Regions from separate parts of the Homo sapiens genome. Here region 2 is linked to region 1. The links are chromatin contacts, found by Hi-C or POLR2A ChIA-PET in ENCODE. All regions are on one chromosome and are shown on one strand. The core of a region is the stretch at or near the end of the contact, and the rest is flanking DNA. Distances in the headings are between cores, read along the strand shown.

Region 1 (5,523 bases), core at 846-3,345:
TACCAAATGATCAAAAATGAAAATAAGTTTTATAAAAGTATTTAAAGATATCTCACAATACTAATGAAAACTTCTTGCAAAACACAAAATATAAAATGTCATATTTTTAACTTTTTATGTTAGGAAAATAGTGCTGGAATTATGAACGAATATTTTTGCATAAAATTGTCCTTTTTATGTTTTAACAGTGAAAACTTAGCTATTATTAAGTTTGTTATCTATATTAAGACATTATCTATATTAATATCAAAAATTGACTGGGCCTGGTGTTCTGGCTTGTGCCTATAATCCAAACACTTTGGGAGGCTGAGGCAGGAGGCCTACTTGAGTCCAGGAGTTTGGGACCAGCCTGGGCAACATAGCAAGACCCTGTCTTCAGAAAAAGAAGAAAAAAACGGATTGGTTATATAAATAACAGTACAATTATATAATTGAATATTATGCAGTCATTAAAAAATAATAAAATAGAACTGAATGTATTCTTTTAAAAGACATAAACAATATATTACTTTAAAATGCAGCTAAGGGAGAATATTATGGCACAGTTATATCTCTATCTCTCCCGCTAGCTCTACATGCGTAAGAAATTCTGCAAGAAATTACCAACAGGTTAATAGTGGTTATTCTGATAATGTGAAATTGCAAGGTTACTCTCACTTTCTCTCTACCATTTGAAATTTTAGAATAATAAAAAAACCCTGACTAGTATTAGTCAGGGCTCTCCAGAGAAACAGAACCAACAGGACATATACAAATACATAAGAGAAAGATTTATAAGAATTGGCTCATGTGATTATGGAGGCTGAGAAGTCCCACAGTATGTCCTCAGACCCAGAAAAACTGGTGGTGTAATTCAGACTGAGTACCACGGCCAAAGAAGCAGGAGAGCAGATGATGGATTTCACAGTCTGGGGCCAACAGCCTGACAAGGTAGGGAGTAGGCAGAAGTGTGCTGGTGTGAGTCCCAGCGTCTGAAGGCTCCGATGTGCAAGGGTATAAGCAGATGGATGTCCCAGCTCAAGAAGAGAGAAACAGAATTTGCCCCTTCCTTTTGGTTTGATATGGGCCCTCAACAGACTGCATGATGCCAGCCTATATTGTTGAGGGTGGATCTTCTTTGCTGAGTCTACTGACCGAAATACTAATCTCCTCCAAAACCACCATCACAGATACACTCAGAAATATTTTCCTAGCTACCTGGATATCCCATATTCCAGTCATATTGACACATAAAGTTAACCATCACAATATGTTATCTGAAAAAAAAATTTATGAAATGACTTCTATTGTTGCCTTATGAGGAGCTTTCTGAACAACCCTTTTTTAGACAGACAAAATCGTACAGGCCAAATGACATAGAAACCCTTTCTTCTATGTTTGCATCCCAACTCCTACCACTGAGTGCTTTCCATTCCCCAGCAACTAAACTTAAAACTGATATATTTCATAGGATTTGCTGCATAGCAAACTCATGACTACTTACTGTTCATTATTTTAGCTTTACATAGTGGTAAATTACACAAAGGTGTCTGGCCATTTGAGAAAAGCCCAAATACAGGGCTTCCTATTTTTATTAAGGTAAAACATGCTCTCAATAATCCAAAGTTGAAATTATGGAACAATTTTTCATTTCCTCTTTGCTTTCTATATTATGTCACCAACAAGGTCACCCATATACTTCCACTCCTTTCTATTCTTTACAATAGGGATAGGTAAATGTTTTCCTGTAAAGGACCAGGTAGTAAATATTTTAGCACAACATGCTTGTATTTTAAATACACTTTGCTAAATGAAATAAGTCAGACATTAAAAGGCTCATTTTGTATAATTTCATTAATAAACACTCTGGAAAAGGCAAAACTATTGGAATAGAAAGTAGCTTAATGGTTGCCGGTGGTAGAGGAATGATGGGAGAGGTGAATATAAATTAGAAGCAACTGGGAACTTGGGGGATGAGAAAACTGTTCTGTATGAAACTGTGACTGTGGACACATGACTCATTGCATTTGTCAAACTCACAGAAACGTAAGCCGCAAAGAGTGAATTTTACTGCACGTTCCTTTTTTAAAAATCAAACAGGATGTGTGGAGGAGTGGAACGCAAACTGCCAAATAAATCTAGCTGTATTACAGATGAATCACATGATCACACTAAAGGACATGAGGAAGAAAGGAGCTGACTTAAGTAACTTTGGTAAGCAGTTATGTGACGGTATATTTTAAAGACAAAAAGTAATGTACACTAACACTCTGCTCTAGTGTAGGGGTTGGCAAACTTTTTGAGTAAAAAACAAGATAGTAAATATGTTAGGCTTTGTGGGTCATATAGTCTCCATTACCACTTCTCAACCCTGCTGTTGGAGCACAGAAGCAGCCATAGACAATACATAAATAAATGAGTGTGGCTATGTTTTAACAACACTTTATTTATAAAAACAAATACAGGGTCAGATGTGGCTTGTGAGCCATAGGTTGCTAATTCCTGATACAGTTGGCAAATTAGTCTCTTACATGGGTATGGGTTTCATTTCATATTTTATAGTAAGGTTGAGCTAATAAGTAAATATAGTGTAGACAGTGAAAGCTGAGTTTCTCACTGTCAAAAGAAGAAGTTACAAATAAGGAAAGGGTGGATGCTGGAATGAACCACTGGTACTGGATTAGAGATGGAGATATCAGTATGAACTCATGATTTTCAAATATCTGCAAATGTAGATAAACAAATATGAGGCTCATGCCTTATGTTTATAGGCATGAGTTAGTGTAATACATGTATCTCCAGTTGTATCCATTAAAATGTGCTAGAAGAAGTATCATGCCAGCAGCAAAGAGCTTCATTTCTAAATATCATGTGCTCATAAAAGGAACTATGGTTCCTTGGAAAAATGATTCATTTCAGGGTTATGGCAGGAAAAATATAAACAATCCTGGAACAATTTGTGATACTGGAGAGTAAGAAAGTAATTAAAAATGAGCAAATAAAATATCAAAGCATATTCAAAGGGCAAAAGAGACAACCTGAAAAAAAATCCCAATAGCCAAAATTAGGACAATTTGAGAAACAAAAAAAGTAATGATAGTATTGTATTGTAACCCAAAGAATGAAATAAATACTCATTCTGATATTAAAAAAAAACTGAATAAATAAATCAGTAGAGGAAAAGAGACAAATCATCCTTACGAAATATTTCTAATTAAAAACTTAAAAGGCATAAGGGAAATAGAAAATAGAAAGTCATTGCTAGAACACCACAGCAATAATTGACTTATGCAGGATCAGTGATGGATCCTAAAATTGATAGGTAAAATTTAAGTAGAAATAAGATTTTGCATAGTCACTGTGTGTCCATTTGGACTGCATTAACAAATGATCATAGACTGTGTGGCTTATAAACAACAGAAATGTATTTTTCAACAGTTCTGAAGGCCAGTAAGTCTAAAATAAACACACTGGCAGGTTCAGTGTCTGGTGAGGACCCACTTCCTCATAAAAAGCTATCTTCTCATTGTAACCTCGCATGGCTGAAGGTGCAAGCAATCTCTCTGAAGTCTCTTTTACAACAGCACTAATCCCATTCTTGAGGGCTCCACCCGAATGACCTCATCACCTCCCAAAGGCCCCACTCCCAAATACCATGACCTTGGGTGTTAGAATTTCAGGACATAAATTTGGAAGGAACATAAACATTCAATCCACTGCAATCACAAAGTATCTCTCTCAAAATATTTAGTAATCACAAAGAGAAAAACAGCAACTTTACAATGGAAAAACATGGCAGACGCCAAGTGATCAAGATTAATATAATCAGTAATAAGACATATCAATGTCATTTACTTTGGATATGATGCATTCAGAAGTGCATATCATCAGAGGTAAATGATATTGATATGCATTATTCTTCTTAATAATGCATAGCCTTAATATAATCAATAAAAAATCTAACAAACCCAAATGGAGCAAAGTTCTATAAAATAACTCCTCTTCAGTAATATTAAAAACAAGATAAGGAAAGACTGAGAAAGCATCTCAGATTGGAAGAGGCTAAGGACATTCAGCAGCTATGTACAATGTGAGGTTCTAAATTGGATCCTGAACCAAAAATAATAAAATAAACTAGTGAAAAAATGGTGAAATCTGAATAAATTCTGTAGTTTCATTAATAGCATAATACCAAGGTTAATTTCCTAGGTTTGATCATTTTATTCTTTGGCTGTGTAAGATGTTGGCATAAGGATAATCTGGGTAAATATATATAAAATAGACTCTGTACTACTTTTTGCGTCTCTTCTGTGTGTCTAAAATTATCACGAAATTTTAAAAAATGTTAAGGCTAAAAATTCATCTGCTGCACACCAATTATAAGTATAGGATTAAATGGTGGGGCTATTAAAAACCTTTCACAATGGTATATAAATGCCTATTCAATATAATTAACATATACTTTACAGATTAGATGATTTTTCTTGGTGTAACCCATTTGTCATCATGGACTCGGGGTTAAAGGAAAGCATATGACAACTGCCAGTAGGATCCAGCTCTGAAGAAATTAAATACAAGGTCAATGATGATGATCTGCTTCCCTGGTACAGCTTTGCTGAAGCTTCAGGACTCTGTGAGAAGCCCAGAATTTGACTTGGCACCCAAGCTAGCCTAGAACCAACAACATTAATGCAAAGAGGCTCTGAACTAGGAAAGTCTAAAAGTCTAAATAAATACACTGTCTCTCCATGTCCTGTACATATGGATTCAGAAGTGTTCCCATGATCTGAGATAGAGAATACTGAGAAGGCTAATGGACTGACAAAGGTTGGAGGGTCATGGCTGAAATATTCTGGGATTTCAATATTGGAGGCAAGTGACTAGAACCATTTCAGAGTAGGTGCCAACATAATGTCTCAAAACACTATACAGAAGTGGTCACATCCAGTGGATAGCAGTCAGGGGTTGGTAAGACTGCATGCTTCTCAGAAAACTGGCAAGGATTCCTATGACTATGCCTTCAAAACCATTTTCTCCTATTCCTACAAGGACTTTTGAGTCTCCAAAAAAACTCAGAAATCACCTGAAATTAGATCACAGGGAAAATGAGGAAATCTAAAAGACTGAAAACTTGCACAAAAAAACCTAAAACAAACCAAAGAGATTTATGCTGGAAGAAATTGAGACCTTTATTTATATTCTGAAATAGGGTCTTTTGCAGAAAATAAAAATGTTACATTTTTACTTGCAAGTCTGAGAAGAAATTACTGAATTAGTGGCCTTACAATCCCTATTTTTTATTACCATTTGACTAAAAGTTTTACCATTATGTGCCCAACATGATAGTATGTATTTGATATATATTTGTCACATAAATCAATTAATAAAAGATAAGGTCACTACCCTGGAGCTCAAGACCCAGAGAGGCAGGCAGACATGTAAATAGATAATATTAATATTTAAAACAATCATTAATGAAAGATGCAACACACCTAACCATGTCTCTCTACAAGAAGCAAAAAAGATTTCAGAGAAGAGTGGTGT
Region 2 (5,523 bases), core at 991-3,490, 160 kb after region 1:
TTAGGCCTAAAACTTTGGCTTAGTTTGCTTAATGAGAGGGAGAACTGGAATAAAGACATCTGTGCTTAGCATATTTATGATATGAATACTATGATGACATAAATATTATGCCACAACCACTCCTGTCATAAAGATGTCCTTTTAGAAGCGGCCTAGTGTAGGGAAGATGACCCAGCTCCCTTCGTCTTCAACCAAAATGAACATGGCTAGCCGGAGAACCCAGACAGAGCCAGAGAATCCTTCTTAACCCACCTTCAGGAAGCAGCTATCAATTAACTACACCTGGCATAAAAGAAGAAACTTATTTAAAATCCCTGATCTAGGGGCTTAGAAAGTTTGATCTTTTTTTTTTTTTTTTAATACTTTAAGTTCTAGAGTACATGTGCACAACGTGCAGGTTTGTTACATATGTATACATGTGCCATGTTGGTGTGCTGCACTCATTAACTTCTCATTTACATTAGGTATATCTGCTAATACTATCTCTCCCCCCTCCCCCAACCCCACAACAGGCCCCGGTGTGTGATGTTCCCCTTCCTATGTCCATGTGTTCTCATTGTTCAATTCCCATCTATGAGTGAGAACATGCGGTGTTTGTTTTTTTGTTCTTGTGATAGTTTGCTAAGAATGATGGTTTCCAGCTTCATCCATGTCCCTACAAAGGACATGAACTCATCCTTTTTTGTGGCTGCATAGTATTCCATGGTATACATGTGCCACATTTTCCTAATCCAGTCTATCATTGACGGACATTTGGGTTGGTTGCAAGTCTTTGCTATTGTGAATAGTGCCGCAAAGTTTGATCTTTTGGCCAGTAGCATGGGCATTACCTGGGAGCTTGTTAGAAATGCCTATCCTGGGCCAGGCATGGCTCACGCCTGTAATTCCAGCACTTTGGGAGGCCGAGGCGGGCGGATCACCTGAGGTCAGGTGTTCCAGACCAGCCTGGCCAACGTGGAGAAACCCTGTCTCTACTAAAAATACAAAAATTAGCCGGGCGTGGTGGTGGGCGCCTGTAATCCCAGCTACTTGGGAGGCTGAGGCAGGAGAATCGCTTGACCCCGGGAAGCGGAGCTTGCAGTGAGCCGAGAGCGCGCCACTGCACTCCAGCCTAGGAGACGAAGCAAAAAACAAAAAACAACAACAACAAAAAACTAAAAAAGCGTTTCCTCAGTCCCTACCCCAGACCTATTGGATCACAATCAGCATTTTAACAAGACCCCCTAGGTGAGTCCTGTGTACTAGATGAGAGGATATATTTTGGATTGGTTTGAATCCCAGCTGAGCAGGTTACTACTGTGTGACCTCAAGCAAAGTGTTTAGATCATATAAGCCTGTTTCCTCGTCCACATGGTAAGGCACCTCAATGGGTTGTAGTAAGAATTAAAGAGGCTGAGGCTGTATGTAAGGCATTTTTCACAGAGCCTTCCAACAAATACCCAGTTAATAATGAAGCTCTTTTCATCGTATCATTTTGCACCATCTACAGCTGCTAACCATACTACACATCCATTCAGGATTCTGGAGCTGCTCAACAGGGAAGATTTCCAAAGCCCTCAAAGCCCTCCAAGCCCATGGGGTAGCGGGAAGGGGATGGGGACAGGAACACTGTCAGCAGTGCCTCTCCGAATACGCAGGATACTGTACATTTTGCAAAACATATTACTTATCGGATGATCTTGCTTTCAGATCTCCACTGCACGTGGCTTTATTGGAAACCTTCTGCTAGAGTCTAGACTCAGCCATGGAGTCTGGTGACCTGTGGGAGGGAGCAAGGGCCAGAATGCCTGCTAAATCGCTCTGGGTCCCCAGCCCTCTTCCTTAATCCCTTCTTAACTTTCCATCTGTCTCTGGTCTCCAGGGGTGCAGAACCACAACCCACCAGACCCCTCCTAGCTCCCGGCCCGGCGCTCAGCAGCCTGGGCTGCAACACTTTCCCCCAGGACCGGGAAGGCGGGGGAGGGGGTTTGGAGGGGGCGGAGCTCGGCCTCCTGCTGCCGCCGCTGCTGCTGCCGCCGCCGCCGCCTGCAAAGCTGTCGCCCCTCTCTCGGATGCTCAGGCTGGGCAGCGCTGGACAGATGGGTACACCCCGGGCCTGACGGATGAACAGTCGGGCAAGTGAACTCTCACCTCCAAACTGGCTCTGCGCCCGGCGGGGGCGGCGGCGGCGTCTGCAGCCCCGCGGTGGGGGCAGCCCCCTCGGTCTACGCCCGACTGCTGCGCGCCGCCTCTGCTCTTGGCATAGTAATTTCAGTTCCTGAACGCACGGAGCTCGCTCCGGGACCGGGCTGAGAAGGACCTCAGCTCGCGGGCCCGCCGGAGCCATCGGTGTGGCGCCGAGAGACGGTGCTTGGGATATGCGACGGGAAGCCCCCGCCACAGCGCAGGCAGTGGCCCCGCCGCGCCGCGGAGCCGGGCAGAGCAGGTAGGAGACGCCCCCTGCGCACCTCCGCCTGGCGGCCAGCGCGGGGGACCGGAGCCTGGTGGTGTGCTCTGTAGGGATGCGGAAGGGATTCGGTCCCACATTTTGCACAGGGATCCTTTGCCTGTTGCTCTTGTCTCTGTCCCATCCTGCGCTCTAGGAGGGGCAGTCTTTCTCGCAGGTGATGAATTTCTCTGCAAGGTCATTGCTCTCTTTGGCTCTGGCTTTGAAGGTAAATGGGAGAAGACGCCTGCTGATCGTGGGCAGGGAAATTTATAATCAATCGGGTCTGCACACTGCGAATATCCGAATATGAGGGGTGTGTGTGTGTGTGTGTGTGTGTGTGTGACATTTGTCTCATTTTCCTATGCTTATCCCCTTTAAGGTCAAAACATAGAAATATATATTACATATGGATGTATGTATGTGTGTGTATATACACACACATACATAAATGCATATGTAAATAGGTTTTCTTGAGGTAGGCAGAAAGAAGAGGAAGGGCGGGCAGGGGTTGATAAAGGGAAATCGTTGTAGAGACATGTTCACTAATAGAGGCGAACTTTGGAACCACATTAAATCAGGGTAGAGACTAGAGGTGATAAACGGTTCTTTCAAGATGGGCTTTAGAAGAGGTCTGAAGGAGCCTGTCAGCCAACACACACAGAAGATCTTCATGCTCTCCAGGCAGATGGAAACGATGTAGGCATCATTTCAGACGCAATAATGGACAGTGAAAGAGGGAAAAAAGGAGAGGTACTTAATATGCCACTGGGAAGTGAATTTTGGGTGATGGGAAGGCATCGAATCCAGACCAGGTTTCAAGGGCTTTCTGGAGGGCCATTGGGAGAAATCACCGCTTGGGGTGTAGGCAGTTCAAGGTTAAGACGATGTGAATGTCCACAAAGCAGCCGAGGAGGTGGGCAAAAGGCAAGGGCTTGGAGGGGGAGGGGAGAAACAGAGCTCTGAGCAGTCACTCAAGAAGCACCCACCTTTGAGTAAGGTGTCTTCTTCCTCTTGGTTAAAGCGGTACTTGGGTATGCTCCATCTAAATATTTTCACAACACATTTGTTTAAAGATCCATTGGACTATGTTTTTATTTTGTTTTTGCAAGGTATCTGGGTCATGGTGGGACTAGAAGAAACTGAAGTGTTTACAACACCAGCAAGATTTGGGAGAGAGGGTTGATTAAGGCTTTGCTTCATGAAATATTTACACATCTCCTGCGTGGGCTTTTGTTTGCTCTTGTTGGTGCTGCTGCATATTTTACTTTGATAATGCTTTGAGTGTACTTCGCCCGAATGTGCTTATTTTCCAGTTATAACCTATTCTTTCTTTTCCCATTGTGCTCACCATTGGCCTGCCCTGAGTAACAATTGTGGGAATAAAGGTACATGAGTCACAGCCCAAAGCAGAAAATCTCTGCTGCTATCTGCAAAAGACAGGAGTTTGCGTTAGAGAATGTTCTTTTTCGAGTTTTTGTGTGTGTTTAGTTTTTCAAGTTTTGTGTGTCTTTAATCGAGGGAATAGGTTATTGATTCAAAAGAGAAAAAAAAAACAGCAATTGCAATTGCAGGCCTAGATGTTATATGATTGAAATTTATTTTGGAAACAGCAGAGGAACTCATGGAGAGCCATGTACAGTGTGTTGTGGTGTGGTGAGCCTTCACCTAATCACTAACTAGACTTCTACGAAAATGATTAGGACAAAATCACAAGTGCATCAGCTTCACATGGGAAGTAGAGGACTGAGGCGTTGTATGAGTCAGATCAGTGTCAATTGGAGGGCAGGCTGGATTCCAGCAAGCTGTTTTGAAATTTGAGTGTTTTAATTGCCTCAAAAAAATTGCCCAATATGCTTAATTATTTGTTCCTGCAACATTTTCTTAATTATGCCTCAACATACTTAAAAGACTATATTTAGATCCAGCTATCCTTCACTGTTTGAATTTCCAGTTGCAAAATCTGCAGCTTGCAGGAAACACGGAAATATTGGTCTTGGAATCACAAAATTATAAAATGTTGGGCTCAGAGAAGGAGGACACATGATTCTAGCCACAGCTCTTATTTGAGCTCTTTCATTGGCAGCTGCTCCTGCCCTTTATGCACTCATTCATTCACTTTTTCATGAATATATGTTGATATATTCAACATATATTTAATCCTGGACTGGACATGGTCCTAGATTGTGGAATAGAAGAATAAACAAGACATAGTCTCAGCCTGCAAAACTTGGGAGGGACACTGCCAGCAACCGCTGGTGGAGTGCCCTGACAGGGTGCTGTGGAGGCCAGGGTAGAGGTGGAGAGAATAAGGAGAGTTTCCCATGGACCTGAAAGATGAGAGGACCTAGCCCAGTGAAGAAGAGAGGGAAGGACATTCCTGGCACGGGGACCAAAATAAGCAGAGACCAAGGAAAATACATAGCTCCAGGTGGTTGAAAAACAGTGTGAGTACATAAAGATGGTAAGACGAGAATGGAGAGGGCAGCAGGATCCACCTACAAACTGAAGTCCAAAAGGCCTGCCAACTCATCTGGTCAGTAAACCATTTTATCTGGGTGATTTAGGTGAATGCATTCATTTTGAGGATCTATGGTATTCAGATTACCCAAATTTATATTCTTCAAATATCTAGAAATTATATTTACCTTAATTTACAATAGGCTGCTTAAAGGGGGAAAAGTCTTAATTATTTTTGGCTCAAATATTTCATCTACAAATGTCTACCACCTACTTTGCATATTAGAAAAATAAGAGAGAGAATGAGGGAATAGAGGTTTGAATTATGTAGAAATGAGTTATAAAAATTCAAGGATTCTTATTTTTATGAGAATAGGGCTCAGGGGAAAAGAATGACAAAGAGTGTATATTCTAAGTATTTATTTGTCCTAGATGACTCCAAAAGGCAAACATATGATAGTGTAAAAAACAGACTGAACAAACAAGTAACTCAGGAACACAGGCTAAACAGACCCCAAAGGCCACATACATTTTTAAAAATTATTTTTTAAATGAGAGAAATAGTTACAGTAATCCCATAGTAATCATTAAGTGCCCTTCAAGAATGGTGCTTTTCAAACTAGCACACTGTGAAGTCA

The links. Hi-C counts contacts between places; a loop is a spot of excess contacts on that map. ChIA-PET counts read pairs that join two places held with the same protein, here RNA polymerase II (POLR2A). Pooled maps may share reads with other maps.
Region 2: a map of naive thymus-derived CD4-positive, alpha-beta T cell shows a loop between it and region 1 (2.0-fold over the local background). The contact joins the promoter of GPRIN3 here to the enhancer-like site in region 1. A Hi-C loop is called at or near these places in 1 of 168 maps with a recorded cell type or tissue (naive thymus-derived CD4-positive, alpha-beta T cell), 1 of 37 single-sample maps with no recorded cell type and 8 of 50 pooled maps. POLR2A ChIA-PET finds 5 or more read pairs at or near these places in 3 of 52 experiments (activated CD4-positive, alpha-beta memory T cell and activated naive CD4-positive, alpha-beta T cell).

The regions. Positions count from the first base shown.
Region 1 is chr4:89,466,788-89,472,310 of GRCh38, reverse strand. LOC105377328 (a long non-coding RNA gene) reads left to right here. Exons shown (of 4, transcript XR_938981.2): 3 at 2,080-2,193. Among named protein-coding and RNA genes, the nearest start is that of GPRIN3, 160 kb to the right of the region's middle. Within about 2 kb of position 2,095, at least 4 of the 41 ENCODE cell types and tissues checked have a DNase peak (open chromatin) inside an H3K27ac peak, as active enhancers do.
Region 2 is chr4:89,304,517-89,310,039 of GRCh38, reverse strand. GPRIN3 (GPRIN family member 3) reads left to right here and starts at 2,240. Exons shown (of 2, transcript NM_198281.3): 1 at 2,240-2,425. RefSeq lists silencers at 2,161-2,230, 2,241-2,290.